2 separate regions of the Homo sapiens genome follow, and region 1 is linked to region 2. The links are chromatin contacts, found by Hi-C or POLR2A ChIA-PET in ENCODE. All regions are on one chromosome and are shown on one strand. The core of a region is the stretch at or near the end of the contact, and the rest is flanking DNA. Distances in the headings are between cores, read along the strand shown.

What was found. Hi-C counts contacts between places; a loop is a spot of excess contacts on that map. ChIA-PET counts read pairs that join two places held with the same protein, here RNA polymerase II (POLR2A). Pooled maps may share reads with other maps.
Region 1: a loop to region 2 is called in a pooled map, with 11 times the contacts of the local background. The contact joins the promoter of TEX10 here to the promoter of TMEFF1 in region 2. A Hi-C loop is called at or near these places in 1 of 168 maps with a recorded cell type or tissue (gastrocnemius medialis) and 12 of 50 pooled maps. POLR2A ChIA-PET finds 5 or more read pairs at or near these places in 5 of 52 experiments (H1, WTC11 and activated CD4-positive, alpha-beta T cell).

Annotation. Positions count from the first base shown.
Region 1 is chr9:100,351,660-100,357,480 of GRCh38, forward strand. It overlaps TEX10 (testis expressed 10), which reads right to left and starts at 1,283. Exons shown (of 15, transcript NM_017746.4): 1 at 1,113-1,283. LOC105376177 (a long non-coding RNA gene) reads left to right here and starts at 1,391. Exons shown (of 4, transcript NR_188642.1): 1 at 1,391-1,922; 2 at 2,338-2,436. RefSeq lists enhancers at 522-571, 976-1,610 and a silencer at 912-1,461.
Region 2 is chr9:100,470,701-100,475,722 of GRCh38, forward strand. It overlaps TMEFF1 (transmembrane protein with EGF like and two follistatin like domains 1), which reads left to right and starts at 2,449. Exons shown (of 10, transcript NM_003692.5): 1 at 2,449-3,040. The coding sequence starts at 2,845. All of the region lies in intron 1 of MSANTD3-TMEFF1 (MSANTD3-TMEFF1 readthrough), which reads left to right. LOC124902237 (a long non-coding RNA gene) reads right to left here and starts at 2,190. Exons shown (of 3, transcript XR_007061702.1): 1 at 2,103-2,190; 2 at 1,677-1,807; 3 at 350-474. RefSeq lists silencers at 2,265-2,424, 2,705-2,764, 3,075-3,234.

The DNA.
Region 1 (5,821 bases), core at 33-2,532, 120 kb before region 2:
AACTTCATGCCATATTATCTATCGCTTTGTATTAGTCACATTAATGCTTTCTCTGTTAGGAAAATTAAGAAGGCTGATTGACCTTCCTTGACTTTTCAAACCTAGTAATATTATTACGGGATACAAAGCATTTTCATGCGAAGAACTCTCAAAGTTCTACTAGTAATTGACTTTAACTTATAACAAAGATTTTCATAACACAGCAAATCAAAAAGTCCCACTAAGCCACTTTTACAGTAGCCGGTTTTTAGCAAAAGGTAGGAACGCCAGTCTCAGAGGAGGAGCTCACATCACTAGTCCTTAGGTTTGCGATCCCCAATAGTTTCAAAGCTGAATGTCACACATTCCTACTGTAGGTCTTTTCTAATTCCAACAAAAGGCAGATCCTAGCGTTTTTAGGATTTCAATCGAACTAAATTCCAACTATAAATAGTTTGCCTGCCACCTTCTTACCCTTCCTCATTTCCACCTTCTTTTCCAAAAAAAATCAGAGAGAACGATCGTACTGCACTCGGCCTTTGATAATTTCCTCCCCAAACCCTTAAACTCATGAGTTCCTCCAAACTCCACTGAGGGGCCAACCAGAGGCGACAGACTTCCCAAAAAGCAAATGGCCCAGGCAGGGGCGACCCCAGAAAACTGGTAGTCCCCTTCCGCTCGCTTAACTCTCCCGCCTGGGCGACCAGAGGACGGAACAGGGGACGCCAGCTCATCCCCACTCCGTATTCGGTCCTGCATCCATCCCAGAGGCGAACACACCATGGGTTTTAGGAAACCATCGTTCCTCCTACTCCAAGGGACGCCGGCCAGGACCAGAGTCGGGGAAGTGGGGCCCGATTCACACACTCCGGGCTAAAACTCTCTCGGACCCGAAACCAGGCGAACCCGCCCAGTCACCTGAAGCTCCGCAAACGCCCTAGGGGGTCCCGCCCCCGCAGTGCCGGCCGCACACCCAGGCCCAGCTCGGAGGGACGCCGCGGCCCAGACCCGGGGGACGCAAATCGTGCACGGCCGACCCTGCCCGCTTGGGCCGCGGATCGGGGGGCGACGGCCCCACCACGCTCAGTCCCGCGCCCCGGGAGGACCCGGCCCGACGGGCGACGGCCGCTTACCTGAGGACCCGGCCGCGGCCGGGGCGAGAAGCCCGAGAAGACAAGCGAGGGAGCAGAAGCCCACGGGGCAACAGCGTGCGCCGCCGACCTCAGGCTCTAGCTCCCGGAGCGTGTTTTCAAATAGCCTCGTCCTCACGCGGCCGCGTCTCCTTCCGCCGCCCGGAAATCAGGGCCCCTCCCCCTCCCTGCTGTGCTCACGTGATCGCAGCCCGCAGCCGCGCGCAACCGGGGAGGCGGGAGCGGGAGCGGTAGGCCCCGCCCACAGAGGAGGGTACCCCGCCGGAAGCCCCCTGCTCTGTGGGAACCGGAGGGAGGACAGCGCGAGGTCCCCGGACAAAGCGTGGCGCATAAGTCCGGCCCGTAACTTGGTGGGCAGGCAACTTAGGGGATGTGGGCCTGGTTATAGCTGAGCATGCTTTTCTATTCCTCCCAGACCACAGTTCTTCAGACCTGGAGCCACTTTCAGAGAAGAGTATAAGTTGCACTGAATTGAAAAAGGGAAAAGTTTAGGACTGCAGAAGATGGAATTCCTGGGGACGTTAAACTGGGCTAAGATGGAGCAGATAAGATTTCCTTAATTAGAGCAAGACACACCTAGTATCTAGAGCCTGGAAGTCTTGGTCAAGGATTCTCCCTAACATCTCAGTTTCTCAGCACTAACATTCCTGCTACTAAAATGAAGTGAGAAATTAATTTCTGAAGTTAAGTAAAGAAATAAACTAAAATTCCTAGAAAAGAGGTAAGAAGAATGAGCCTTTGAAAAATGTCTTCACAAAGACTGGCATGATGGCATGGAAGAAAGAGCCCCAGGTAAGGACTTCAGACCTTGATTCAAATTTGTGTCTACACCTCACCAGATAATTAAGACTTAGTAAAGCTAGCGAAGATATTGACCCTCATTATATTGGGTGGGAATTCAAAGGAATGATGTCTAAATCCAGGGAGACCCAAGCACTGGAACTAAAACCATGCCTGTTCCATAATCGGAGATAAAGAGGCAGCGCTAGAAACCCTGACCTCCCTTTGCTGGCAATATGGCCACATCACCACAATCTGCCTGGAATCGACCATAACCATAAATATTTGGGAGTCATTGGCATTATGTGGCATTATATTCTGTTTAAAGCTATGAGACTAGATCAGAAGAGGAAAGATTTATTGCCAACCAGACAAGTCCCTGGAACTCCAAACTTGTATCCAACAGTTTTTTCAATGTTTCCTTCAGATATCCAGTATACATCTCAAGGTCAACTTGTCCAAAACAGAGCTACTGATGATTTTCCCCTTGAAATCTACTCTTCCTACAGCTTATTCATCTCAAATAGTAAGTCTGTCCTTGCAGTTACTCAAGCAGAAACCTTTGGGTTTTTGGTTTGGCCTCTTTGTTCCACACCTCACATCTAATCCATCTGGAGATTGACTCTACCTTTAAAGACATCCTAACTTTCACCAGTTAACACACCTCCCCTGCTACCATTCTGGTCCAAGCCGCTTCTTGATCACTGCAAAAAGCCTGCAAACACATCTTCCTGCTTCCCTTATTGTCCTTCTTCCCCCTACAGTCTGGTATCAGCAGAGCAGCTGTGTGATTATTTTAAGATCTAGGTTAGATCAGATCACTCTTTGGCTCAAAACCCTTTAATGGCTCCCTATTTCACTTCGAGTAAAACCCAGAGTCCTTTCTAGGGCCTTCCCTTAGGCTGTTCTTGCATGGCTATAAAGAAATACCTGAGACTGGGTAATTTACAAAGAAAAGAGGTTTAATTGGCTCATGATTCTGCTGGCTTTACAGGAAGCATTATGTTGGCATCTGCTTGCTTTTGGTGAAGTCTCAGGGAGCTTTCAATCATAGAAGGTGAAGGGGGAACAGGCATGTCACATGTTGAAAGCAGGAGCAAGAGAGAGAGCAAAAGAAAAGAGACAGAGAGAGAGAGAGGTGCCACACATTTTTAAACAGCCAAATCTGATGAGAACTCACTATCACTAAACAAGCACCAAGCCATGAGGGATCCACCCCCATGACCCAAGCATGTCCCACCAGGCCCCACCTCCAGCATTGAGGATTACAACACAACATGAGATTTGAGCAGGGACAAATATCCAAACCATATCAGTTCTCAAGCTCTTCCATATTCTGACACAGTCTCTTACCATCTGAGCACTCCTCCTTCCACTCTCCCCTTTTTTACTCTGCTCCAGTCACACTTGCTTCTTTGCCTTCCTCAAACACCAGTGACACACTCCTGCTTTTGGACCTTTTCTTTAGCTTTTCTGTCTGCCTGAAACACTCTTCCCCAATAAGTCCATGTGGCTAACTCCCTCTCCTCCCGAGTCCACTCAAATATCTTCTCAGGGAGCCCTACCCTGACCACCTCATTTAAAATAACAAATTACCTTCTCCCAGGACTTGCAATTTCCCTTTAGAACATATCACCTTCTGGGAACATCACACTCTGGGGACTGTTGTGGGGTGGGGGGAGGGGGGAGGGATAGCTTTAGGAGATATACCTAATGCTAAATGACGAGTTAATGGGTGCAGCACACCAGCATGGCACATGTATACATATGTAACTAACCTGCACATTGTGCACATGTACCCTAAAACTTAAAGTATAATAATAATAAAATAAAAAAGAACATATCGCCTTCTAATATACCATGTAATTTACTTATTTATCATAATGATTATTTGATTCTGTCCTTCATCCACCACTAATATGTAAGTTTTACATGGGTCGTTTGTTTTATTCCCTGGTATATTCCAAGTAGCTAGAGCAGTGTCTGGCACCTAGTAGGCCCTCAATAAATATTTGTTGAATAAATGTCTAGGAAGCACCTGCTACATAGCGGTGCTGAGCAAACACTAGCTCTTATTGTTTCCCTACTTCACTGCAGCACAGGGTTTATAGACTCAGCCCATTAAGTGGGTCTGGTGGCTATGTAGCTGACAGAAGTACTCCTGGCCTGACTAAAGGAAGCAGCAGATCTTCAGCAACAGTCAACTGTTGTCATGAGGAAATGCAAATCTTCTCATTTTTCAAGCAAACCGGAAATCCAGTGTTTAAGTCCATTCTCTGCTGCTATAACAGAATACCACAGACTGGGTAGTTTACAATGAACAGAAGACTATTTGGCTAATGCTTCTGCAGCTGAGAAGTCCAAGAGTGTGGCATCAGCATCTGGTGAGGGTCATCCATACCATGACAGAAGGGTAGAAGGCAGAAGTGAGCTCTAGAGACAGAGAGAACAAATCAGGTTGAATTCATCCTATTTGTCAAGAGCTCACACCCAGGATAACTAACCCACTCCCACAATAACAATTATCTATTCATGAGGGCAGAGCCCTCATAACCTAATCACCTCTTAAAGGTCCGGCTTCTCAATACTGTTAGAGTGGCAATTAAATTTCAAAATGAGTTTTGGAGGGGACATTCAAACCATAACATCCAGAAATGTTTATAAGAAATCTGCTCTTTAAATATTGGCAAGTACATTTTTCCCCCTATTTTCGAAACACTGTGTAGGCCAAACAAAATACTTATTGCCAGTTGCCAGTTTACTGTCTCTGGTTTAGGACATAAAAAGTTTGTACTTGAAGACAGGCTTTTTCCAACTCTTAAGTGATGAACGCAACAATTGTAAGGATTGATCACTTCCCGAGCTTGAAGAGATCTTTGATAAATAACAAGCATGTAATTAATCAAGGTCCTTCACCCATGCCAGAAAAACATTATTTACAACGAACATACATTCTGGAATGTGTAGGACACTCCAATTCCAAAACTCTGTCCAGTTGGCCACATAGGTGCTGTGTTTAGTTTCCGCAGCCATAACAAAGTACCACAAACTGGGTAGCTTAAATAACAGAAATTTCTGGATCTCAGTTCTGGAGACCATGGAATCTGAAATCAAGGTATCAGCAGGATTGGTTCCTTCTGAGGATTCTGAGGAAGATTCTGTTCCACACGTCTCTCCTAGCTTCTGGTAGCTTTAGACATTCCTTGTAGACATTCCTTCTGTGTCTTCACATTGTCTTCCCTTGTGTATATCTGTCTGTGTTCAAATTTACTCCTTTTATAAGAACCCCAGTCATAGGGGCTGCCCTAATTACCTCATTTTAACTTGATCACTTCTCTAAAGACCTTATTTCCAAATAAAGTCACCTGAGGTACTAGGGGGTAGAACTTCAATATATCTTTTTGGAGGACACAATTCAACCCATATGAGCCACCAAGATCTGTGTCCAGAAATGTCTGTATTTCATCATCCAAACGCTTTGTCCTTTTTGTCTATGCTCAGACACATCACGATATTCTAGGTTAAGTAACTTCCTTCTACGTAATCTACCCAACCTTTGCAGCTTTCCTTTAAAATGTGTTTCATACTGGGCTTCCAGCATTTGCTTTGGGAATAAGGTATCACTGCTTTAAAAAAAAACCTGAAACGTTGTTAACCTAATAAAAATTGACTTTATAATTTCAAAGCAAACAAAAGCATATACATATTAAACTGGCTCTTACCTTACATTTTAGAGCTACTACTAACACAAAAAGCAGTCTCTTTGAAGAAGCTGAAATGATGAGTTCAAACATGATACTATAACCAGGGGCACATTGTCTAGGAATTGATTGGTATTATATATACAAATGACTTGGCACACAGCCTCAATAGCCCCTCAATAAATGGCAACAGATATCACTACTGATAAT
Region 2 (5,022 bases), core at 1,199-3,698:
CGGCCTCAGAAAGTGCTGAGATTACAAATGTGAGCCACCCACTCCCTCCGATTTTTTGCTTTTTATTTAATGGTTGACTTCTCTTAGTATTTCTGCCTGGGCTATGGTGAGCAGTGAAATGAAAATTCAAGGCAGAATACTGGGGCTTGGAGAGCCAAGACACAGGTCAGGAATGAAGCATGGAAGAGGTCAACCTTAGCAGAGAAGCTGCTGAAGGTCTGAGAAAAAGCCTTAGCTGTGGCTTAGCAGTTAGGAACCTGAGATCCCACAATATTCAGAAAAGCCAGAAGTTCAATTTTAGTTCTAACATTTGGCATGCCACTAACAGTTTAGACGTGTGAGGCGAGTCTTAATAAAATGTTAAAAAATGTGAATTTATTTGTATAAAAAGTATAATGAAAGTACTATTTAAAATAGTTTTTTTTTTCTTTGAGACAGAGTCTTGTGATCATGCCTGGGTGACGAAGTGAGACCCTGTTAGAAAAAAAAAAAGATAAAAATTCAGATCACAGAGAAAAATATAAAGAACAGGTAATTATAGGTAATTATTACTCATAAGCTGGTCTTTCAGACATAACCACTGTTAATATATTGCTGTATAGTGTTCTTCACTTTTTTCTCCTAGGGATGTGTACACATTATATATATTCTAGAAAAATAGGGTTTTCCTATTACTCATCAGTATCCTGCTTTTTCCATGTCAGTAAACGCTAACCTAATTATCATCATTGTTAAAGCTGCATAATACTCCATTGTACTAAGAGGTACCGTACTTTAGTCCCCACTGATGGACATTTAAGTTATAAAGGCTGTGATGAACATCCTAATGTATACATTTTTGTGTGCTTATCCAGTTATCCTTTAGATAAATTCCAATAAATGGAATTGCTAAAGAGTAAACATATTTTAAAGGTTTTTTGATACATAGTCAAATTGCCCTCCTAAAATGTATAAATTAGTAGTGCTCAGTCTGCCAATTCTTTTAACTCTTGTTAATCATCCAAAGGGAAAATAATTGTGTGTGCGTGTGTGTGTGTGATGGAGTTTCGCTCTTGTTGCCCAAGCTGGAGTGAAATAGTGCAATCTCTGCTCACTGCAACCTCTACCTCCCGGGTTCAAGCGATTCTCCTGCCTCAGCCTCCTAAGTAGCTGGGATTATAGGCGTTACAGGTGCGCGCCACCATGCCTGGCTAATTTTTTCTATTTTTAGTAGAAACGGGGTTTCACCATGTTAGCCAGGTTGGTTTCGAACTCCTGCCCTCAGGTGATCCGCCCACCTCGGCCTCTAAAAGTGCTGGGATTACAGGTGTGAGCCACTGCCCCTGGCCAGAGTTTTGTGGTTTTAATCTTTTATTACTAGTGGGTTCAAATCTGTTTTCATGTATTTATTGTCTGTACTTTTTGTGAATAAGAGTCAAGCTTCCTATTTTTCTATTATGTTAACTTTTTCTTCTTGACATATAACTTTATATTAAGTATATTGTCTCATATTTGCACTGAAGACATTTTTCCTAATGTGGCTTTGCTTGCGGTGGCTTTTCACACATTTCTTAATTTTATGAATCAAATTGATCAGTTTTTCAATGAGACTTAAAATTCCTTCTGGGGTGGGATGCAATATAATAGAATGAAAAAGGCAGAGGACTTTCACACAATTCAGTCCATGATCTTAGTACCTATGTCTAGTTATCACCTAGCAGGATGTGGTAGGAAGAGCACTGGACTGGGAGTCAGATCACCTTGCCTCTCTGGGTCCCTACTTCCTCATCTGTAGAATGGAGATAAGAACGAAAACTCCCTCCGAGGCCTGTAAAAAAATAATTGAAGAGAATGCACATAAAGAGCTTTCACCAGGCCTTGTATATTAGAAAATCCTCTCTGAATCTCAGCTTTTGTTAGGGGGAGAGGGCAACACAGACTTTTGTAAAACTATTTTCACTCACTTGTATGTGAGTCTACGGGAATGAGGTGGGGATGAGGAACCTAGAAATCTAACCATTCACCCAACATCTCTGAGAACTGCATGGCTAGAGTCAGAACTTGGGCTCCCATCCTGGTCCTGCCCATTTCTTGGTATGCAACCTTGGACAAGTCACCTTTACCTCTTCCGTGACTCAGTTTCTTCCACCTAAAAACTATTATAGATATATGACAGACCACCTGCCCTCATTCCCAGCCCTGCTGCTGGGCGAAGGAAACGCTTCAAAAACAGCTCACAAAGGGCGGCAAACAAGTCTGCTACGGTGCAGCCTACCGCCGAGGGGTGGCCCCAACCCCGGCCCCCGCGCCCCTGCCCTGTCGCAGGAACAATAGCTCCCCTGGAGGCGGCGCCGGCCGCGGCCGGGGGCGGAGCTGTCGGCGCGGGAGCTGGGGGTGTGCGCGGGGCGGGGTCGCAGCCACCCCTCCCGCCGGCGGCTCCGTCACGCGCCCCTCACCGGGCGGGCCGGGGTCTTTGTGACGCGGTGGCAACGGCCACGGACACAAAGGGAAGGCGAGGAGGCGAGCAAGAGGCTGGGCCTGCCTCCGGCCCGCGACCCCCGCCCGCCGCGCGCGCGCCCGCCCGCTCCCCTCGCCGCGGTGTCCCCCACGCCGGCTCGCACCCTCGCGCGCACCCTTGCGCGCCCGCGACCCTCGCACGCGCCCGGACCCGCCGACTCCGTCCCGAGCGCCGCGGGCCCGGGCCTGGCGGACGCTGCGGGTGGGGCGGGGATGCTGACGGGCTGCTCCCCGGCTCAGCGGCGCGGCTGCTAGGAGGCACCGAGGCAGCGGCGGGGCTCTGGGCGCGCGGCTGGATGCCCCCGGCCTGCGGCTCCCTGCGCTTCCCGCCGTCCAGGGGCACCAGTCATGGGCGCCGCAGCCGCTGAGGCGCCGCTCCGGCTGCCTGCCGCGCCTCCGCTCGCCTTCTGCTGCTACACGTCGGTGCTTCTGCTCTTCGCCTTCTCTCTGCCCGGGAGCCGCGCGTCCAACCAGCCCCCGGGTGGTGGCGGCGGCAGCGGCGGGGACTGTCCCGGCGGCAAAGGCAAGAGCATCAACTGCTCAGGTAGGACCGGTCGGAGCCGGCCCTAGGTCTTCCCACCCCTCCGTTGCCGCCTCCCTCGTGGTCCCTGCGGTCGGCCGGGCTGGGAAAGACCCCGTCGTGGGGGTCCCAGGGGTGGGCCCGAGGGTGAGCGAGGGCGGAGGGCAGGGCGCGAGCGTGCGGTGTGGCTTTGGGACCGGCGCTGGGGATGGGAGTGGCCGTGGGTGCGTCCGAGTGTGTCGAGTGGCTGGGCGAGGGCGGCCCGGCGTGTGGGGAGGCGGTGGGGCCGGGGCCGGGGCCGGCGAGGCTGAGCGGCCGGCCGGGGCTCCCGGTGTGGTCGTGGGTGTGCTCGCGGGAGCGTGTGTTTGTGTTGTGAAGGCTGAGGGGAGGGAGGGCGGCCCCAGGCAGGGATCTGTGTGTGTGTGTGCAGAGTGCGGTGGGTGGGAGACGGCGAGGGGGCTGGGCGGGGTGAGGGCAGGGGAGTGACCATGTGCTGATGTGCTGGGGAGATTCTTCCTTAAGGCACTGGGGGTCTCGGGGGTGGGGGTCGTGTGGATAAAGGGAACGGGTTGTCTTGAGGACGCGGTTTGGCGATGCAGAGTGACTGTGTGTGTGCGCGCGCGCGCGCGTGTGTGTTCTTTGGGTTCTGAGATGGGATCTGGGGGCTTAGAGTGACCTCGGGTCTGTGGATATGAGCGGGGAAAGTCCCAGGGCCCAGGAAGTGACCCTGTGTTTTTGTGTGTTGTGTGTGAAGCCTGGGGCTCAGTTAGTCACCCTGGGGTATGCATTGAAGAGGAGGGATGGGTGCCCTATAGCGAACCCCATTTATGTCTTTTCAAAGGGGAGGAGGCTTGGGAGTCATCATCCTGTGTAGGGTTTGGATGTAGAAAGAGGAAATTAGGTCTCAGGGAATGCCCTTGTGTAGCAAGGTGTAACCCTGGGTTATTAAAGTGTGGAAAGAGAGAATTGGGTCCCAGGGAAGATGTCGTGCCTGTGTGTGTGTGTTTTGCGGGAGGGCCTGGATTCTGGCAGCAGCGGGGAGCAAGGGAGTGACCTCTCCCCTCTCTCCAAGGCCGCTTGCCCCCCCACAGCTGTTGGAAACAAAGAGCTTGCTGAGGCTTTAGTGGATAACACTGGGGAGGAGGGTCCCAGCAGTAAAGTTCCTCTTCATTTCTAAAGGGGTCCCAGAGGCGCACAAGGATTATGGCCCTGGGGCAAAGACAGGCATTCAGGTCTCATTTTTTGAGTGGAGGGTCTTCTTGGAGCTGGCCTAGCAGATGCTAGTGATCATAAGCCACATCCTTGCTAACTTGCCCTTTTATCAATTCTGGAGCCTTCTCTTGTCTTCTTTAAACCAAGGCGGAGTAGGGGGAGGAGGGAGGAACATAAGGCCACTGGGAATCTGCCGGACAACCTTTATACTTTTGGGCTCTTGAAGGGGCATTATTTCTGGAAGAGTGAGGAAGGAGCAAGAGAGTCTCAGCGCAGATGCTTATGCTACCCTAAATGAAGCAAGCCTTTGGCCCGCTATTTAGGTTTGAAGGCCTTAAATCTTTTAATAATTTTCATATGGTAATGTTTTATGAGGGGAATGGCAGTTTTGAGCACAGTAAACAATGGCATGTCCATTAAAAGCATTTCCATCCGTGAAAAAACTTTTCTGTTATTTTTCTGATGTTGAACGGGATATGGGGTAATGCTTTATTACATAATCATACTTTAAGAATAAAAACCAGTTGTATATTAGAGTGCCTTTTTATGTAACAAATATTAATTATCAAACTTGTAAGTGATCGCACCATGTCAATATTTTTCCAGCTAATGTGTCGCGGGTATTTGTTCTTGCTAAGCTAATTCGTTCTTAGCAAAATATAGTGTGTCTTGATGGGATGTTTTTGTGTGTACTTTCTAACTTGCATAGTTCAAGTTTTAAGAAAGGAAATAAAAGAAATAGAGGGATGGATACCCTTGAGGATGTGGGTTGGTGATGCAGAGCGACTGTGTGT